Regions from separate parts of the Mus musculus genome. Here region 2 is linked to region 1. The links are chromatin contacts, found by POLR2A ChIA-PET in ENCODE. All regions are on one chromosome and are shown on one strand. The core of a region is the stretch at or near the end of the contact, and the rest is flanking DNA. Distances in the headings are between cores, read along the strand shown. Region 1 holds the start of A330069E16Rik (RIKEN cDNA A330069E16 gene). Region 2 holds the start of Ckap5 (cytoskeleton associated protein 5).

Region 1 (4,782 bases), core at 1,795-4,294:
TTTAATTGAGGCTAGTTTACAGTTTCAGAGGTTTAGTCTGTTACCATCACGGAGAAAAGCATGGTGGCATGCAGGCAGACATGGTGCTAGAGAAGGAGCTGAGAGTTCTACATCTTGATCCAAAGGCAGCCAGGAGGAGACTGTGTACCACACTGGGTGTAGCTTGAGCATATATCACCTCACAGCCCACCTCCACAGTGATATACTTCCTCCTACACCAAAAAGGCTACACCTGCTAATGGTACCACCTGCTAATGGTACCACCTCCTACGGCCATGCATTCAAACACACGAGCCTATGGGGGCCATTCAAACTCAAAGCACCACAGGAGGCTTTGCTATGAACTGGAGACTTTCAGGAAATAGGTATAATCCTATGAAACATACTACTCTCAAATATACTACTTTGGTATGATTGTTAATTTGGGGCTGAGGGTACTTTAAAAAACAGTAAGAAAGCTTCTAATCACACACACACACACACACACACACACACACACCACACACACCACACACACACACACCACACACACACACACACCACACACACACACCACACACACATACACACACACCACACACACACACCACACACACCACACACACACACACACACACACTCACTCATCTAAAACCAAACGACAATATTTCTTACGAAAAATATCGCTCCTTGAACCAAAAGCTGGCATTCTCTTTGGTTTGCTTGTTGTTATGTTTGCTTTTGGGTTTTACTATTATTTACTTGTTTGCTTGGTTTGAGACAGGGACGCACTGTGTAGCTTAAACTGGTCTGGAACTCACAGTGCTGCCCAGGCTAGACTCAGACTCAAAACATTTTTCTGTTTTAACTTGGGTGGGATTGCAAGTATAAGCCACCACGTCTGATTAAGAGAATACCAGTATAGACAGTGGTGTCTCACACCTTTGATCCCAGCACTCAGGAGGCAGAGGCAGGTGGATCTCTGTGGAGGCCAGCCTGACTACAGACTGAGTTCTAGACCACCCAGGGCTATTGGTGATATGCTCTCTCAAGCAACAACAAAAAAGACACATGAAGCACACCAAAACAAAGTGTAAAAATAAAATAGATGACCATTCTGATCATTACAGGCTAACAAAACCCCGAAGTGGACCTATACAAACTCAAGTGATTTATTTTCCCTCATAATCTTCCTAGTTAATATCTTACAACTTTTTTAGGATTCTTTTTTGTTGTTGTTGTTGTTGTTTTGTTTGTTTGTTTTTCGAGACAGGGTTTCTCTGTGTAGCCCTGGCTGTCCTGGAACTCACTCTGTAGACCAGGCTGGCCTTGAACTCAGAAATCCGCCTGCCTCTGCCTCCCAAGTGCTGAGATTAAAGGCATGCGCCACCACTGCTGGGTTTACTTATTTCTTTGTTTTGTTTTCCCAGGGTTTCTCTGCAGCCTTGGCTATTTATTTACTTATTTAGGTTTTCCAGACAGTGTTTCTCTGTAGCCTTTGCTGTCCTGGAACTAGCGCTGCAGACTAGACCTACTTCTGCCTCCTAAGTGCTGGAATTAAAGGCATATTCCACCACTGACCAGCTTGTAATTTTTTTTTTTTTACTTATGTGTATACATGTTTCTTTATGTGCTTATGTGTATATATGGCTGCATCTGCCTGCAGAGTCCAGAAAAGGGTGTCTGGTCTTCTGGAGCTGGAGTTACATATAGGTATTTGTGAGCCACCTGCCTGGGTACTGGGAACAGAATTCAGGTCCTCTGAAAAAGCAGCAAGCTCTCTTAGCCATTAAACCATCTCTCCAGCCACTAAGCTACAATTCTTAATTTAAGCACATCTTAGGACATCCCCATTATTGGTGCTGGGTTCAGCTTTTTATTTTCTTCTAGAGCATCATTTTAATTTAAAATAAAATTAAACTACATTAAAACATATAAATTTTACATATGTTTATGTAAGTATCATCTTCATAAGGAATACATTACTTTTGACACACACATATTGTATTCTTTAAATTGGGTTAGGCACATCTTCTCAGATATCGTTTGTGGTGAAAACATTCAAAACCTTTCTACCTTTAGAAAATATACAGCAAACCCATTGTCTGCTGTCACCTTGCTGTGCAATAGCATGCCAGATTTTCTCACTCTTTTTCTTTTTTAAAGATTTATTTATTATTATAAATAATTACACTGTAGCTGTCTTCAGACACTCCAGAAGAGGGAGTCAGATCTCATTACAGATGGTTGTGAGCCACCATGTCGTTGCTGAGATGTGAACTCAGGACCTTTGGAAAAGCAGTCAGTGCTCTTAACCGCTGAGCCATCGCTCCAGCCCCAGATTTTCTCACTCTTATCTGATCCTTACAAGATATCAGTGTAGTCCAGGCAAACTCTTCATGCCTCAGCCTCCTCAGTGTTGGGAATTACACAGAGCCTGCCACCATAGATACAGCTCTTTTCTATAGTATGAGGTAAAATACATTCATCTGTAAAGCGAGAGGAAAGAATCAAATGCTAAGGCTGTGATTGGGTAATCAGAGGCACTTTTTTTTTTTTTTTAAGATTTATTTATTTAATACACTGTCATTTCAGAAACACCAGAAGAGGGCATCAGATCCCAATACAGATGGTTGTGAGCCACCTTGTGGTTGCTGGGAATTGAACTCAGGACCTCTGGAAGAGCAGTCAGTGCTCTTAACCACTGAGCCATCTCTCCAGCCCTAGAGACACCTATTATTAATGGGGGAAATGAGAAATATTTAGCCACACTTGAATCTTTGCTCTTTTTAAGACATAAACTACCTACTTTTATCTGTCTCTGTCTCTCTCTCTCTCTCTTTGTTGTTCTTCGAGACAGGGTTTCTCTGCGTAGGTCACCGGATTGCTGGAACGTGTACACCAGGCTGGCCTGAAACGCCGCCTGGCTCCGCCTCCAGCATGCAGGGTTTACGGCCAGCGCTCCCTCCTCAGGTTCAAATAATCGGCTTTCTTCAGATCCAGCACAAGCCAAGGCCCAGCTCCTAGGGAGTTAAAATAAAAAACCCTCCCTGTGAGCTGCACACGTTACTCCGGAAGAGGAGGAGCGGCCGGGGGCGGGCCGTGCCCGAGGGGTTGGGGCAGTCCGGGGCAGTTCCGGGGGCAAGACAGCCCCCTACTGTGGCAATCCCGAGGGGGCGGGGCAGTTCCAAGGGGCGGGACAGCCCTGAGGGGACGGGGCGGGGCTAAAAGTAAAGCAGCCCGGAGGAGCGTTTGGCGCGAAGGTGTCTTAGCTGCGCTACCTGCGACGGCGCTGCCTCATACGTAGTCCCTTCCTGTTTTCTCCACGGAGGCTTTTCCACTCCTTGCTTCGTTATTTTGCCACAGAGCTTGATATCTCTTCACCGAGTACGTCATGGCTCCCAAGAAATGCCCAGAAACCCAGAAGTCCCCCGACGTTGCGGTGCTCCTCAGGAGCAAAAGTCGCAGAGGTCCTCAGGAGCTGGAGCCCGAAGCCAAGAAGCTGCGTGTGCAGGGTCCCGGTACGGCCTGTGCTGCTGCCTTAGCTTTCCGGGGGTTCAGGGTGCTCGCGCCAGAGGCTGAAGCTGGGGTGGTGGGTGCTTGTGCCTGGGCTTCTGAAGCAGTTCTTGGCTTCTGTCGCCTCAGGCTGTGATTTTATTTGGGAGATCGAGGGTTCGAACCCAGGCCTCCAGTTCTCTCAGCAAGTGGGCTGCCACTGAGCCACACGCTGCCGACTGGTTTTATTGGCCAGTTCATTGACAGCAGAGAGTTTTAAGTTGAACAGCCCCCCCACCTCTACCCCAGGTGACAGAAAGAGTCAGATGAGTGCCATCACCGTAAAAGCCACAGTCCCCACTTTCCTTGTTCCAGAAGTTTTACACATCTACTGTTTCAAAGTAATCCTCCCTTTCATAGCCTCTCGGTTATGTTAGCTCTGAGAGTCTGAAATTCCCTCCCTCCTTTCTTCAGAAAGCGCATTCTCAGAGGTTTACCAGGACTTGAACCTGGGGCTATAAGGAATGTGATAAATTGATAAGAGTGGTTTTAGCCATGAAAAGAAAGGAAAGTTGTCAAGAGAAAAAAAGGACTTATAGATTGGGTCCACCAGAAGGGCTTGGTAATTCAGAGTTGTTTTATTTATTTGTTTGTTTGTTTATTTATTTATTTATTTATTTAGTTTTTCGAGACAGGGTTTTTCTGTGTAGCCCTGGCTGTCCTCAGAACTCAGAAATCCGCCTGCCTCTGTCTCCCAAGTGCTGGGAATAAAGGCGTGTGCCACCATTCCCGGCTTATTTTTATTATACTCTGATTTACCTCTCTTCCTTGAAGCCACCTAATCAATTTGGAACTTTTCTAAACCTTACTGCATTCTTCTGGTTTCCACTCAAGTAATGGTTGCTCATGACATTATTTAGTATTTCTTTAAATACAGAGTCTTGCTCTATAGCCCAGGCTGGCCTCCAATCCAAGTATGCTGCAGCTTCTGAGTGCTAGGATTACAGTTATACACCACTGTATTTGGATAGCTCTTATTTTATTTTTTTAAGATTTATTTTATTTAATGTATGAGTCCACTGTAGCTGTCTTCAGATACACCAGAAGAGGGCATCGGATCCCATTTCCGATGGTTGTGAGCCACCATGTAGTTGCTGGAAATTGAACTCAGGACCTCTGGAAGAGCAGTTAGTGCTCTTAACCACAGCTGAGCCATCTCACCAGCCCTGATGTTATTTTGTGATCTTTAAGATTGTCCCTCAAAAAAAAAAAAAAAAAAAAAAAACAAACGGGCGTGGTGGCACACGC
Region 2 (4,707 bases), core at 987-3,486, 290 kb before region 1:
GTCTCATGCTCACAGCCATCTTCCTGCTTCAGTCTCCCACATATTAAAATTAGAGGTGTGAACCATCATGCCTTGCAAGTTTTCATCTTCATCAAGATTTTTAACCACTGGGAACTGGAGAAACAGCTCAGACTTAAGTACACTTGTTGCTCTTGCAGAGGACCCAAGTTTGGTTCCCAGCACCCACATGTCTGCTTATAAGCATCTGTGACTCCAGTTCCAGGGAATCCAATGCCTTCTTCTGAAGGAAGTCTGTGGGGACAAGCACATCCATGCTACACATACATATACAGAACGAATACTCATAAATCTTGGGAAAAAATATTTTAACACTATCCAAAGCTATTGTTAAAGAAGTTAATTATTTTTAATTGCTCTTTCCAAACTGAACTGCTGCTGCTGAATTACCACACACCAGCCCACATAACTCAAAATTGATAATCCAAACTTTAAAAGAGAGGAAAGTATATGGCATATTGTAATGGAATACCTTTGCTTGCCACCTCCTTATGTGAACAGCATTAAAAACGTATGTAAAAATGTTGGGACCAGAGAGGAGGGTTAAATGGTAAGGGTGTTTTCTGCCAAGCCTGACAACTAAGGTTTGGTCCCCAGACCCACACGATAGACGTCAGGCAATTTGCCTGACACCAAGCATATGCACCCACTCACAAAAATAAACAAAAGGTCCTTAAAAATATGTATATGTATAGGTGTTTTGCCAGTGTGTATGTGTGTGTGTGTGTGTGTGTGTGTGTGTGTATCACGTATATGCAGCACCCATGGATGCCAGAAGTGGGCATCAGTCCCCATGGTCCTGAAGTTACAAACGGTTGTGGCTGCTGGGACTAGACCCAACTCCTTTGAAAAGCAACCATTGCCCCCTAAATACTGAGTCCTCTCTCCAGCCCCAGGTAAAAAAAAAAAGTAAAAGTTTTGTGTACAATTTTTTCATTACAGGCTTACTACAGTGATTTAACTTATATTGGAAAAAAAAAAGTTGATTTTGATTTTCTCTTTATTAAATCGTACTTGACCAGTCACTTTAGAAAAGTCTCAAATGACCATTAACTTGATTTATATTCTCGCTCTTTAGGTCACAGAAGATGTTTTCAGGGTGATGAAAATGGAGAAAAAATATTTCACCTTTCTAAAAATGAGTTTCCAGTTCTATAATTATGCATAATGTAATACAAGCATCCTATCTGGGCCAAGATTTAATGCCTTGGTTCCTAGGAGAATTAAGAGTCATGCATAAATTTGGGACAAGTTCTGCAAAAACCTCTACTGGTGCTGAATCAGAAACTCATTGTTAAGATTCATCAACAAGAATATATTCTTTTACACACAGCAGCCTCTCTGGCAACATCTCTTTCATCCTGCCCTCCGCAAGAAACAAAATGGGATGCATTCAATCTTGCATAGCAATTACCACGACTTTGGGCAGCTCTCTCAACAAGGATTTGCTAAGCGCTAAAAAGTGAGAATCTCATTCACCTAGCGGCAAGGCCTGGCTCACCTACCCTGCTGGCTATTGTACTGGTGCCGGAAACCTTCAGAGCTGCAAAATCCCTGAACTCTGCTGACACTTTCTGAGGGAGAAAACCAAGGGCGGGGCGGCGAATGAACAGCATCCTTACAAAATCATCACAGGTAGTGGACGCAGGGATGGAGGCAGGCCCAGGCACCAGGCTCTGGTCCCGGCTCGGAGGAGACAACTAGGCCCTTCACACCCACCACAGCCCTCCCGTGCTCTTGTTCATTCATTTAACAATTCCGCGAGGCGCACTCCTCCACCAAGGGCCTGCCGGCAGGGCCCCCGCCCCGGCCTCGGACAGCTCAGCCTTCAGGCGCGGCCCGGGGCCGCCAGCGAACCTCCGAAGCTGCAGCAGCTCCCCCGCCGCGTGCTCTGCTCACCTGAACCCCCAGCCCGGGTCACCAACACAAGCGAGCGCCCACGCCCCCCGCCCTGCCAGCCGCGGGCTCCCAGGCCTCCGCCCCGCTCCGCCGCCTCAGACCTGCCGGGTTCGCGAGAACGCGGAGGCGCGCGTCCGCGGGGGCCCCGCCCGCGGCCGTGGGTCCTCTAGCGCGCGCGACGCCGGGTCCCCAGGGTCCAGGCCGGCAGGTGAGACCCACTGCCCACTCACCTCTGCCGGGTCAGAACCGAGGGGCCTGCTCTAAGCCGTTTAAAACCGCTTGGGCCGCCGCACACCCCGCAGTGTCCTCGTTGTTCATTGGTCCTCGGAGAACCGCCTATCGCCCCTTTATTGGTCCGTTTGAAAGAGCTGTGGGCACGCGCCGCCTGCGGCCTTAAAGGGAACGCGCGCAGCTGTGTTTCCCAGGGCTGCGGGTCAGGTGCTTGTCACCCAGTGGCTGGAGGAATGGCTACCAAGGCTTCTGATAGAAGAGCGAAAGGTGTGTGGAAAACTCTGCATTTCCAGTCATGATCACGTTGCCTTTACCTACTGATGTTTAAACTGCTGTCAACATCTCCCTCCCACACCTTTTTTTTTTTTTTTTTTTTTTTTTGGAGAGCTTGCAATCATTCTGTGCTGAGAGGAAAGCAAGAGGCAACTGAGATGTAGTGGAAGGAGCCTCGAATGCTAAATTGTAGTCTTGGACTTCTTTTGAACAAATCACTTTTCTCAGTTGATCTGGACCTCTGTTTCTTTGTGTAGGAAATGGGATAATTATGTTTTCCTTACAAATTTAATGTAAATGTTTAAATTTCCTTACAAGTTTAAATTAAAGACCGTGGTGGCACACGCCTTTGATCCCATCTGAGGCAAACAAATCTCTGAATTTGAGGCCAACCTGGTCTACAGAGCCAGTTCCAGGACAGCCAGAAAAATCCTACCTCAAAAAACAAACCAACCAAACAAACAAACAAAAAATCAAATTTAATGTAAGGATTTAGTACAACAAGCTGAGAGTCTAGGAATGGCCTTTATGAACTACAAGATTTACTTCACAAATGCTTGTGCTTATGAAAAGGAGAGGATTCATTTGATGAAATATGATTGTCAAAAATCTATTTTACTACATTTCATTTATGTGCACTATGGGGTGTGGTACAAGGAAGTTCAAGGACAACTTGCTAAGCACCAGTCCTCTCCTTCCACAATATGGCTTCAGGAACTCAAATTCAGGTCCCCAGACTTGACAGCAAACACCTCTACCCATTAAGCCATCTTGCCTGCACTGTTTTAGTCTTTGAGACAAGGTTCCACTCTGTAGTCCAAGCTAACCTGGAACTGGCACATAGACCAGGATGCCTCAAATTTGTAGCATCATTCTACCTACACCTTCCAAGTACTGGGATTACAGACACGTGTATAACAATGATTTTTTTTTTTTACAAATTTAATGTGAGGATTTAATATAACAAGGCAGAGACAGACCGATCTTTGATTTCAAGGCCAGCCTGGTCTACAAAGCAAGTTCCAGGACTACACAGGGCTACACAGAGAAACCTTATCTTGAAAAACCAAAACCAACCTAAGAAACAAAGAAACAAACACCCAAGAGTTAGAGAAGAAAGATGTGAGTATGGTGGGTCTCACCTGTAATTTTAGCACTCTAGGGGTAGAGGCAAGAGTATGGGATTTGAGGCAAGCCTCAGCTATGTAGTGCATTGGAAGCCAGCCGGGGCTGTAGGATGTTGTCTCAGAACAAAGATTTGGAGACACAAATGCTCAACCTCACTGTTAAATTTGAGTGCAAATTTCTAGGAGGACAATTTTGAGATCTACAGATTCTCTAGCTCAGTAATGCTACTAAGAGGCATTTATTATGCACATATACAAAAAGTGTAAGAATGTTACTGAGCCACTGGGATATTAGAAACAGAAATCTGGAAATCACATGGCCATATAAATTATGGGATGTCCATAGAACACTGCACTCTAGGTACCAACTTGTGTATTAGTCAGAGTTCTCCAGAGTCCCAGTCCCCTGGGATTAAAGGGGTGTACTACCTTGCCTGGGCCTCAGCTTTTCATGGCCATTATGCCTCAAGATCTTCATGTCAAGATACAGGTCAGAAGCCTGTGTCTTCCAACCTCAAGATCTGGATCGCAAATATGTCCTCCCATTTCTGCAATGTGGTTCATTCCAGATGTAGTCAAGTTGACAACCAGGAACAGCCATCACAGCAGAGGTGGGCCCTATTTTGAAAAATGAGTCCAAGAAAGAGTCAGGATTAGAGCCCAGAGCCTGGGAGGGCTGTTACTGCCCAAATGGAAGTGGAAAATCAGGAGAGGCCTGTCTCACGGGAAGGGAGGAGAGGCCAGTTTTAAGCTTGTTTACTCTCAGGTACCAACGAGATGTTTAAATGGAATCATCTAAGTAGGCTTACGAAAGAAGCTGGAAGACTAGATTAAGTCTTAAGTGGTATTGATTTGGGAATTGCTTTCTGTAGAGTGAGACTACAGGGGCAAGAGAGGAAGGAGTGAAAGAGAGGTGGGAAGAACAGTTACATGTAAGGAAGGAGAGGAACTGTGCCCTCAAGGAGTTTGTGGGTAGGCTACTAAAAGCAGCTAGTAGAATTTTTGGAGACCCTCAAGCAGGGGCTCCTTTTGTTACACAATTGTCTTATGAGAACACTAACGCAGCTTGGCCACCCGGCCATAGAAAGCAAAGACAGTAGAATTGCTCCCCTGGAATCTGTCCTCACTGCAGGAGGTGTAATCTTTGGGCCAGGACTCA

What was found. ChIA-PET counts read pairs that join two places held with the same protein, here RNA polymerase II (POLR2A).
Region 2: POLR2A ChIA-PET joins it to region 1 with 10 read pairs in embryonic stem cell. The contact joins the promoter of Ckap5 here to the promoter of A330069E16Rik in region 1. POLR2A ChIA-PET finds 5 or more read pairs at or near these places in 3 of 5 experiments (Patski and embryonic stem cell).

What each region holds. Positions count from the first base shown.
Region 1 is chr2:91,235,408-91,240,189 of GRCm38, reverse strand. It overlaps A330069E16Rik (RIKEN cDNA A330069E16 gene), which reads right to left and starts at 3,044. Exons shown (of 2, transcript NR_015464.1): 1 at 2,789-3,044; 2 at 1,833-2,468. Ddb2 (damage specific DNA binding protein 2) reads left to right here and starts at 3,124. Exons shown (of 10, transcript NM_028119.5): 1 at 3,124-3,500. The coding sequence starts at 3,374.
Region 2 is chr2:91,524,291-91,528,997 of GRCm38, reverse strand. It overlaps Ckap5 (cytoskeleton associated protein 5), which reads right to left and starts at 2,236. Exons shown (of 44, transcript NM_001165989.2): 1 at 2,148-2,236. It also overlaps the pseudogene Gm13770.